2 separate regions of the Homo sapiens genome follow, and region 2 is linked to region 1. The links are chromatin loops, found by intact Hi-C in ENCODE. Cell type or tissue: endothelial cell of umbilical vein. All regions are shown on one strand.

Evidence for each region. Peaks named below come from ENCODE experiments on the same cell type or tissue, not always from the same donor. Only the 100,000 strongest peaks of a DNase experiment are listed, where the experiment ranks them.
Region 2: it touches region 1 in a loop (8-fold over the local background); 2 of 110 quality-filtered maps call a loop at or near these places.

What each region holds. Positions count from the first base shown.
Region 1 is chr7:53,117,773-53,122,772 of GRCh38, reverse strand. No RefSeq gene overlaps it. Among named protein-coding and RNA genes, the nearest start is that of POM121L12, 85 kb to the right of the region's middle. In endothelial cell of umbilical vein, no CTCF peak of the experiment used is centred here; a DNase peak (open chromatin) is centred at 3,022; H3K27ac peaks cover 2,908 bases.
Region 2 is chr7:53,245,205-53,250,204 of GRCh38, reverse strand. No RefSeq gene overlaps it. Among named protein-coding and RNA genes, the nearest start is that of POM121L12, 210 kb to the right of the region's middle. In endothelial cell of umbilical vein, no CTCF peak of the experiment used is centred here; a DNase peak (open chromatin) is centred at 3,014; H3K27ac peaks cover 625 bases.

The sequences.
Region 1 (5,000 bases):
TAAATTAAGAGCTGAAGCATTCTCTTCCTAACAAAATAGCAAGTAAAATGAAATATCACACCACAGGAGGGATTTCACAAATTAGTGTCAACATCAAAAGCTTAAAACCGGTAAGGAAAATGCAGATTCACAATTAACTCTTCTACTTGTTTTGTTCAGAGAAGAGATGGTTCTGAGAGAATGACAGTGAATTAACACCAGCTGGTTTAGTTGGTGCTTTCAGTTGCTGCTTCTGATGAACTCCTTTATCTAGAATAAATTTATGAGGATTTTGGCATGTGGTATTAGATATGGTTATTAATTTTTTCCTCTAATTTGCATTGTTCAATGTGGTAAATACTAGCTGCTGTATATGGCTACTTAGATTCAAATTCATTACAATGAAATATACTTAAATATTCAATTTTTTAGTCACTGTTGGTTCATTATTTAATATCTTCAGCTAAGATTTTCCATCTAAATACACTAAGAGGTGGCTTAGTTAACTGGTTGTCCCACAAATATTGAAGCTGTTGTTAACTCCTGATATATTGTCTGCAAATAGACTATTCATGAGCTTCCTCCTGAAATCAGCAGCCTAGGGATAATTTTATAAATTGGATACAAGTTGGAAATCTATACTCTTTAAGGTTTTGAAATATTAGCTTCCCACGGAAGAAAATCAAATTCTTAAGATATGTTAGGACAATTTAACTCAAGACGTTCAAAACTGAAATGACATATTCTACAATATGTTATAAAACCACCCCCTAACAACCTAAAGCAAAACAGGGATTGAACTTAAAGGTCTGCCTTTTCCTCATCCCCCAGCCAATCAGTTTTCAAATCTTGCATTTTGTTTTGAAAGGTCGTTATACCCCTAGTCCCTTGTTTCTAGACTTGGCACATATCTAACTTTGTTACCTCTGTCTACTGACTTTCCTCTCTTCAAACAGTATCTATGCCTGCCAAATGTGAACATACAAAAAACAAATCAGAATGTGCCATTCTGATTTAAACTCCTTGTTAGTTAACACCCTCAAGATAACATCTGGGTTCTTAGCTGCACTGAGTCAAGCCTACTTACATCTTTTTTTGTCTTCTGCTGCACTGTTCCTTCCACATCACACTCCAGCAATGCCAAGCTTGCGGGCCTTCTACCCCACTTCCACTATTTTCTGTCTGCTCAAGCTTGACTCTGAAGTACCATGCTCACTTTAATCTCCCTAACTGGCCAGCTCTAAATCCAGCTCCAGTGTTTGGGGGAGAGGCTGCTGCTGTGTCACCAGGGCCTTCTTCAGACAGACAAACTTTCACATTTCCAGTGTCCACAGCAAACGGACACAGGAAGACTCACACACCGTGTAACTAAAATAAAGATTAATCGAGTTGATAAACTGCTAAATAAAAAGTGTTTTGCCCTACTAGAATGGCAAAAAAATGCTGTATATTAACAAATTGAAAACTAGATGCAAAGCTATACTTATGTGACCTCTAATTGCTGAAATACCAACCGCTGTTATTGCCATTGGGTGTTCTGTTATGGGCAGGAGAGGTTTGGATGAATAAAATAAACTTGGTTAATAAAATAAACTTATATAATGTATTTGATTAATAAAATATAGTTAAAATATAAATGTAACCAAATAATTATTTGTTTAATAAACAGATAATTCATACATTTATATATGTTTCCTACGTATAATTTGTTTCTTCTACTTCCACTGTAACATTACAAATTATGTAATTTTTATCGTGATGTTTACATAATATTTTCTTTCGAAAGTAATGGTCAAACTGATTAAAAATATAAATATATTCAAAATGTACAAAATTTGACTTTTTTTTTTTTTAAGACGGAGTCTCACTCTGTCACCCAGGCTGGAGTGCAGTGGTGCCAACTCGGCTCACTGCAAGCTCCGCCTCCCAGGTTCATGCCATTCTCCTGCCTCAGCCTCCCGAGTAGCTGGGACTACAGGCGCCCACCACCACACCGGCTAATTTTTTTTATTTTTTCGTGGAGACGGGTTTTCACCATGTTAATCAGGATGGTCTTGATCTCCTGACTGCGTGATCTGCCCGCCTTGGCCTCCCAAAGTGCTGGGATTACAGGCGTGAGCCACCGCGCCCAGCCTGAATTTTTTAAAATACAGTTATTAAACACAAAAGCTTCTATATAGGCTTTCAAAGTTTTTTTTATTCTAATATTCAAAATGGCTTCTTATAATAAAAAGGCAAAGGTGAATTATGACTAACAAATATTTAAAATGTAATTAGAGCTAAATTGTGTAATTTTTGATACTTTGAGTAGATCTAATTAAATGTTTCATAAAAACAATAATGTTCACATTCAGTGTCAATGTGGAAACTCATGTGAGCAATCGATAGGATACTTCAAGCATGTTACATGCAGAACTAAATCTATGCAAATTTAATGATGACAGAGGTTGTATAGTATTCCAAACTACTCTTCAGACACCATGTGTCACTGCCATAATGAGCACACTAACTTCTCAGTACCTTAACACCCACAGTTTGGAAAAGGTGGAGAACCACGAAGACGGATGCTGTACACTACTGAGAAAAGAGAATTCAATATGTAAAATTTGATTACATTTATATGATTTGTAAAAAAAAGATTTAAAAAGTTAAATAATGCATCTTTTCTATTAACTAAACACACCTGTCACTCAAACCTCAAATTTCTCACTCTGCCTACTTCAATAAACCTGACGCATGTGGGGTTTGTTCATTATTGCTTGTTGAACAGTAGTTCTTGCCAGCGTCTGTCTCTGCCGGCACAGGCGCAACACACAAGCTTTAATGGCATTACTTTTCTATGGGTACAAAGGACAAGAAATGTTGGAGAAGTGTAAGAAGCATGTGCCTGTGGACTGATTGCTGTTATTCACAGGAGGGAATGTTTGTGGTATAAATCACGCTGAGGCAGAGCCAGTTCACCCTGCATTTTAACCAGTTCCTTAATGCAGAATACAATGAATGCGGAAACAGGGCCACAAGCCATCTGTAACCCTAAGGCCCAGGTCCTGCCTGACTCTCCTTTGCTTAGTGACAGCCTAGTGCAAAGCTTATGTTGAATAAAAGAAATCTGGGTCAGGAAAAAGCCAGTCTGACTCTCAAAAAACAAACTCTCAAGAATAGCTTTCAGACAAACCTTAGCAATGAGTACCTTGGAATGTACTCATTACGAATGATTCATTACGGAAAGAAGGGGTTATTTTTAACCAGAAAAAAGTGGAATGTCCAGAGAGATAAGTAAAAAGTGGTGGTAATTAAGCTCTACAGCTAAGACAGGCAGAACAGAGTGATAATGTTTATCAAAGAGTGTAATTTAAGAAAAAAACTGAAATCAGAGAAAGAGCAGATAAAATAAATTTTTGTTTTGTTTTATGATTTTTGAGTTAAATGCTATTTCTAACTCAGAGAAGACAGATTTTTTAAAATTTACAGGAAAGGCAATGAAGAACAACATTTTAACTAAGTTACTATATATTTTGTTTAAAAATCCTATAATTCGATTTTAACAGCAAAATAGATGTTGCTTGTTGAAATAAAATATCAAAAAGAAAAAATTTTGTGTCTGTGTATGCATATATATATATATATACACACACATATATGTATGTGTGTGTGCGTGTATATGTGTGTGTGTGTTAGTCCATTTGTGCCGCTATAACAACATTCCACAGACTAGGTAATTTATAAACAGCAGAAATGTATTTCCCTGAGTTCTGAAGGCTCAGAAGTCTTAGTTCAAGGAGCCAACAGGTTTAATGTCTCTGGAGGGCTTAACCTCTACTTCCAAGATTATGCCTTGTTACTGCATCCTTCTGAGGGGACAGAAGCTATAGATTCACACAGTGGAAGGGATGAAAGGAGGGAACTCACCCCATCCAACTTTTTATAAGGTTGCTAATTTCATCCATGAAATTGTACCCTCGTGATTTAATCACCTCCTAAAGGCCTCACTTCTTAATAATGTCAAATTGGCAATTAAGTTTCAACACATGCAATTTGGGGGACATTCATACAACAGTAATGAGATTATCTATTTAGTTATCTACCTATACTTTTGTATAAATTTTTATAAAAACTATCTTTAATGTATTTAGCATGCTTAGCAAGATTTTTGTATACATTTTATCAAGTATTGAACATTCCATTATCAATTTTAACAAGTGGAATATTTTAATTCAATTCCACACCATGAAAACTTACTTTACTTCCAATATTTTACAACTATATCTTGCATCTAATTTTTTTCAAATGTACTTTACTATTTTATTAAGGCAAATTTCTAGAAGCAAGATGACTCTGTCAAAAAGCATACATCTTATTAACCTTCTGTTAAATGTTGATTGCCATCCCCAAATATTAAACTAATTTAGGATCCCATCATTAGTGCATGAGACTATTCAGGGCTGTAATTGTTTGATGTATTCATCTTTAAAGTGTGTGTAACCTTTCTTTTTGCACAGCCTAGAGAAGGAAATGACATGCAGGGAGGAAAAAATCACATAGAAGTCTTTTGATTGCTTGAAGCAGTATAGTTGTAAACTCTCCTTTTGGACTACATGACAAACAAATAAACCTAACATCATTCTGTAAGGAGGGTCTTACCTGGTTTTCTTCCCTCTTTAGGCCATGACCATGGCTGCATTTCTCTGGGAGTACATGTTTAGCCCGAATATACATGCGTAATCCAAATAATTGGGAATAAACAAAAAAAGGAATTCTGACAAGGCAATAGTATTTGGGAATGCGTTATTATATTTTACAACCTAAAACCTTGGATAAATATATTTACATGTGCATCTATAAACACTGGGGTAGCTACCCCATTTCTCTTATTACCATCCTAGACCACATCACCATCATCAACTAGGCACTTACCTATTCCCCCACTTCTTCCTGTGTCTAGTTGACACACATGCATGCACATGCACACATACACACACACACACACACACACACACACACAGTCCTCTCCATGGCAGCCA
Region 2 (5,000 bases), 130 kb before region 1:
GGGCTGGAAAACATTCATCAATTCCTTCTTTCTAGACGTGTTACCTTGTTTGTTTTTTTCATTTAGGAGTCTTATGCTTCCTACCTGATTAAGTGAAAAAATTTATCTGAAAGTCTACTTGTTCATCCATCATTCATTCATTCATTCATTCATTCAGAACGTACTGCAGAACTCAAGGTACGTTCTGCAAGAACATACTGCAGAACTCCTCTCTAGAGGAGAGGCCTGTACAGACTATGAAGACTGCGTTTTATTTCTGAGCCACCTCAGAATGCATAGGAGAAACAGAGGAAGTCAACACACCTCTGGGCAGCAACTTCCATGAGCACCCTGGGCTTTGGGATGGCAAAAGAAGGAGCTCTCTAGCTTCGACTGCCCTGCATGAGGCTGGGCCAGCACAGGGTGCTTCTGCAACTGGGTGCACACTGTCAACAGGGTTTTGGTGCCTAAAAGTGGTGGTGGCAAAAAGCAGAAAACTTAGAAAACTTATGTATTTAAAATAGGCAAAGTGGCCATGGAATAAAGAATGTAACTAAATATGTTTTCTGGCTTTCTGCATTAAAATATGTTTGCTGGAAAATAACTATTTTCTTCAAGAAATAATTATTTAAAAATAAAAATTACTTAAAAATGATATTTTGAATACAATTGATTTACTATAAAACTCTGTTACTATAAAACTCTGTGTTACTATAAAATGTTGTATTACAAATTGAGTAGTCATTCAGAGTTTTCATTGCTTCCCAGAATAATGCACAGTACAAATATACAATAAAGCTTCCCACAGTATTCCCATATAATGAAATTCCTTTATTAATATTTTTTGATATTTTCTTTAAAATGTTCTATGCATTTTACCTATTTGAGAACATATGTTATATAAAGTTTTGTCTTCCTTTTTCAGCAATGGCCTCTTTGCCTTAGGCCATCACTGGAAGCTTCCTGAGGCCTCCCCAGAAGCTAAGCAGATGTCAGTGACATGCTTGTGTAGCCTGCAGAACCATGAGCAAATTCAACCTCTTTTCTTTAGAAATTAACCAATCTCAGATATTCCTATAAGCAACACAAAGAATTTCTCTGTTATAAAATTCTATTTCTATTCTATTCTATTTCTGTTATAAATTTCTTGTGAAGTCATGTTAAAATATATTATTTTTTCCTGTTACATCTTTAATAAATTGAAAAATTTAGAGAATACAAAAAATCAAATACTAGATTCAAAACAAAAAAAAAATCGAAAATGATGCCACTCCAGCTAATAAATTTGTGTTATTCACATGGCTGTCTTTCTTTACCTCATAATTCAAAATTAAAATCATTAAGCTATAATTACTGCACAGTTTTCTATTTATATAGTCTCTTTTTATGCATGAACATGTGATATATTATTTTTTACAAGAGGGTGATTCCACTATGAATATTGTTTTGTAACCTGAATCTTTTATCCAAAATGTGTATCATGATTATTTTCTGATTTCCCTAGTCTTATAAAAACATGTTTTATATTGCTGCAGATGAGAAAAAAATATGCATATATATATATAATTAATTATATACTATTTCTAACATTCCTTAAAAGCTATATATATATTATAAATATGCTTATGACTCTGGGAAATTTACTTAACACTTTTGTGCTTAAATTTTCTCATCAGTAAAATGGAAATGAGGATAATACTGCAAAAGTTAGGTTACAGTCAACAGAAACCACTCTGGGTATTTCACTTAGGAAATCTAACATTGGAAATTGGTCATTCAGTTATGGGAAAGCTGAAAAATCAATAAGCCAATAATGCTAAAGGGAAGTGAGATTAATATCCTCAAGAAGCAGGTATGCCCCATAGAATTTGGGGAATAAAGGGCCTCCAACTGGCAGAACCTAAACAAAAAGCCAATAGGTGAAGGGGTGTGAGTAATACACAAATTCCCAGGACACGCATCAAAGCACATATAGTATAGGATGGCCCCAAAGCTGAGAGACCGCAGATAAATAACTAGCGCAAGTCCGCCTCACAGGGATGGTGAGAGAATTAAACGAACTGATACACACAGAGCATTTACAGCAAAGCCTGATAACAGGGTAAAAACCAAATAACTGTTGACTGGTATTATTATTACTTAATTAACTTAAATCTCTCATTACTTATTTTCTTCATTTTTTATCTTAAATTTCAAAATCCTTGTGATGAATTAGCTGAAGAAAAATTGAACTCTAAAAACTACATGGTGCAGGAACTCCGAGCAGTCATTTACTCTGATTGTGTTTCCCTTTCTCCAGTAGGAAGATGCTCCCGATTGAAACTGTATCAAACCAGTTCTCTTTGTAAACTTTTCCCCACTCTCTCTGTAGGGTTAAATGCTTTGTTTGCTTATAATTCTTGAGGAGTCTTTTTTTTTTTTTTTTGGAGACGGAATCTCTCTCTGTTGCCCAGGCTGGAGTGCTTTGGCGTGATCTCGGCTCACTGCAACCTCCGCCTCCCAGGTTCAAGTGATTCTCCTGCCTCAGCTTCCCGAGTAGCTGGGACCACAGGCGCCTGCTCCCATGCCTGGCTAAGTTTTTTGTATTTTTAGTAGAGACAGGGTTTCACCATGTTGGCCAGGCTAGTCTCGAACTCCGAATGTTAGGTGATCCACCCGCTTTGGCCTCTTAAAGTGCTGGGATTACAGGTGTGAGCCACCGCGCCCGGCCGAGTGGCATTTTGAAAACAACAGACATGACCACTGTTGTTTTCTGCTGCACAGTAGTGACGATGTGGAAAGAAGGCTGGAGGTGCACACATGAAATTCATGGCAGAGCCACACAGGAGGGGTGGAGAATGGGTGCCAGCAGATCACGCTGCACAAGTCCCTGTGTCACTGCAGGGTTCTAATCAGAGAGTGGCTTCGTTTGACTTATTTTTATAAAAATCACTTTCACATCTGTTTGCAGTCTGATTGGGTGAGGATGACAAGTGAATAATCAGGGTGAGGATTTAGGAGTCTACTGATGTAATCTAGGTGGGAAGTGACTGTGCCCAGACTCAGCTGAGGAAAGTGCACCTTGATGGAAAAGCAAGTTTTGAGATCTATTTTTAAGAAATAAATGACTCACAATAAGTAATACTTCCTTTAGAAAACAGGAAATTATCTCATCAGTACTTCAATTTTTATATATTTTAGCTGCATATTTTATTCTATTGTCTATACAGAGGACCTAGTTTTACTTACCATTATTTGAAAATAGAAATTGATGACTACTTTGATCTTATAAATGACAATTTCTATGATATATACATATCCAATATATACTTATCTTAGAAATAATATATAATATATATATTAGTTGTTATTTTAACATATTTCCAAGTATTTACAAGCAATGATACTGTAAATACCATGGCTTGGTTGGTTGTAATTTTATTTGACTGGAATGAAAGAAAAATTAGAATGCCTTACAAAAAAATTGAGTGTTAAGAAAAACTAGCATGAATAAATGCTAAATATTTCAATTAGGCCACACTGCGGCATACGTTTTAGATTTAAAATGGCCAATTTTAAGTCATTTCAGTGCATTTCCTTATTAATAGATTCAAGAAGAGAAACCTATATGGAAGACACTTAGTAAGTGAGATACTTAGAACTTGCAATAGATTGAGAAGAAATGTGTGTTTCAGGATAGTAAATGCTACTTCTTTTTGGAGGCCTGGAATGATCTGAAATATAATATCTATTAGCAAGTTAAGCAATATAAGTATTTAAAGAATAATGCTGAAAGATACTATGAAGCTCTTACTTCAACAATGGAGGACTAGTCTTACACTTTGGGAGTTAAAAGCTAAACAAAATTATGTTAAAAAAGCTAGAAATCTAACTTTTGGTCATTTTAGAATCACCCTATGAATTGGAAAAGTAGTGTGATAAATAGCCTCTTCCTGACCTCACTATTGCTACAGTTACCAACTAGAAAGCAGAGAATAGAGTAACTTACTTAACAAAAGCTGAGGGTCAGTCAGTGATCTCTTCTGGCACCTCTGTAAACAAAACCAGAAGAGAAATCACAGCAGTTTCTACCACATGCGAGTTCTTAAAAAGAAAAAAAAAAAAAAAGAATGGAAGCATATGGCAGTCAGTAGTATTTGTCTTAGTCTATTTAATATTGCTAGAAAGAAATACCTGAGGCTGGGTTAGTCATAAAGAAAAGAGGGTTATTGGCTCTTGATTTTGCAGGCTGTACAAGAGGCATGGCCACGTCTGCATCTGGAGAGAGCCTCAGCCTCCTCAGGCTGCTTCCACCCACGGCAGAAGGCGAAGGGGAGCTGGCAGGTGCAGAGGTCACAGGGCAAAAGAGAAAGCAAGAGAGAGAGTAGGGAGGTGCCAGGCTGTTTTTAACAACTAGCTGTTGGGAACTAATAGAGAGAACTCACTCATTCCTTGAGGCTTGCACCAAGACATTTATGAGGGATTCACCCCATGGCCCAAACATCCCGCACCAGGACATACTTCCAACACTGGGGATCACATTTCAACATGAGGTTTCAGGGTGACAAACATCCAAACTATAAAATATTCCTTTCAAGATGTAAACATGTTAGTTTATTTTTAGGGTCTATCAGTCTACAGGATGTTAGAATGCTAGCACCTCTAATAATTTATTGTCTGGAAATGCCAGAGAAAAGTTAAAAGTCAACTAATTCAGATCAATCTATTGCATTAATAATGAACATATTATAAATTTGCACATTACTATTTGGAAATAAGTTGATATAATGCCTTGAAGATGTCACCTAGGGCTGGGCATGATGGCTCACGCCTGTAATCCCAACACTTTGGGAGGCTGAGGAGGGCGGATCACCAGGTCAGGTATTTGAGACCAGTCTGGCCAACATAGTGTAACCCCATCTCTACCAAAAATACAAAAAATTAGCCAGTGTGGTGGTATGCGCCTGCAATCTCAGCTACTCGAGAGGCTGAGGCAGGAGACTCACATGAACTCCGGAGGCAGAGGTTGCAGTGAGCCAAGA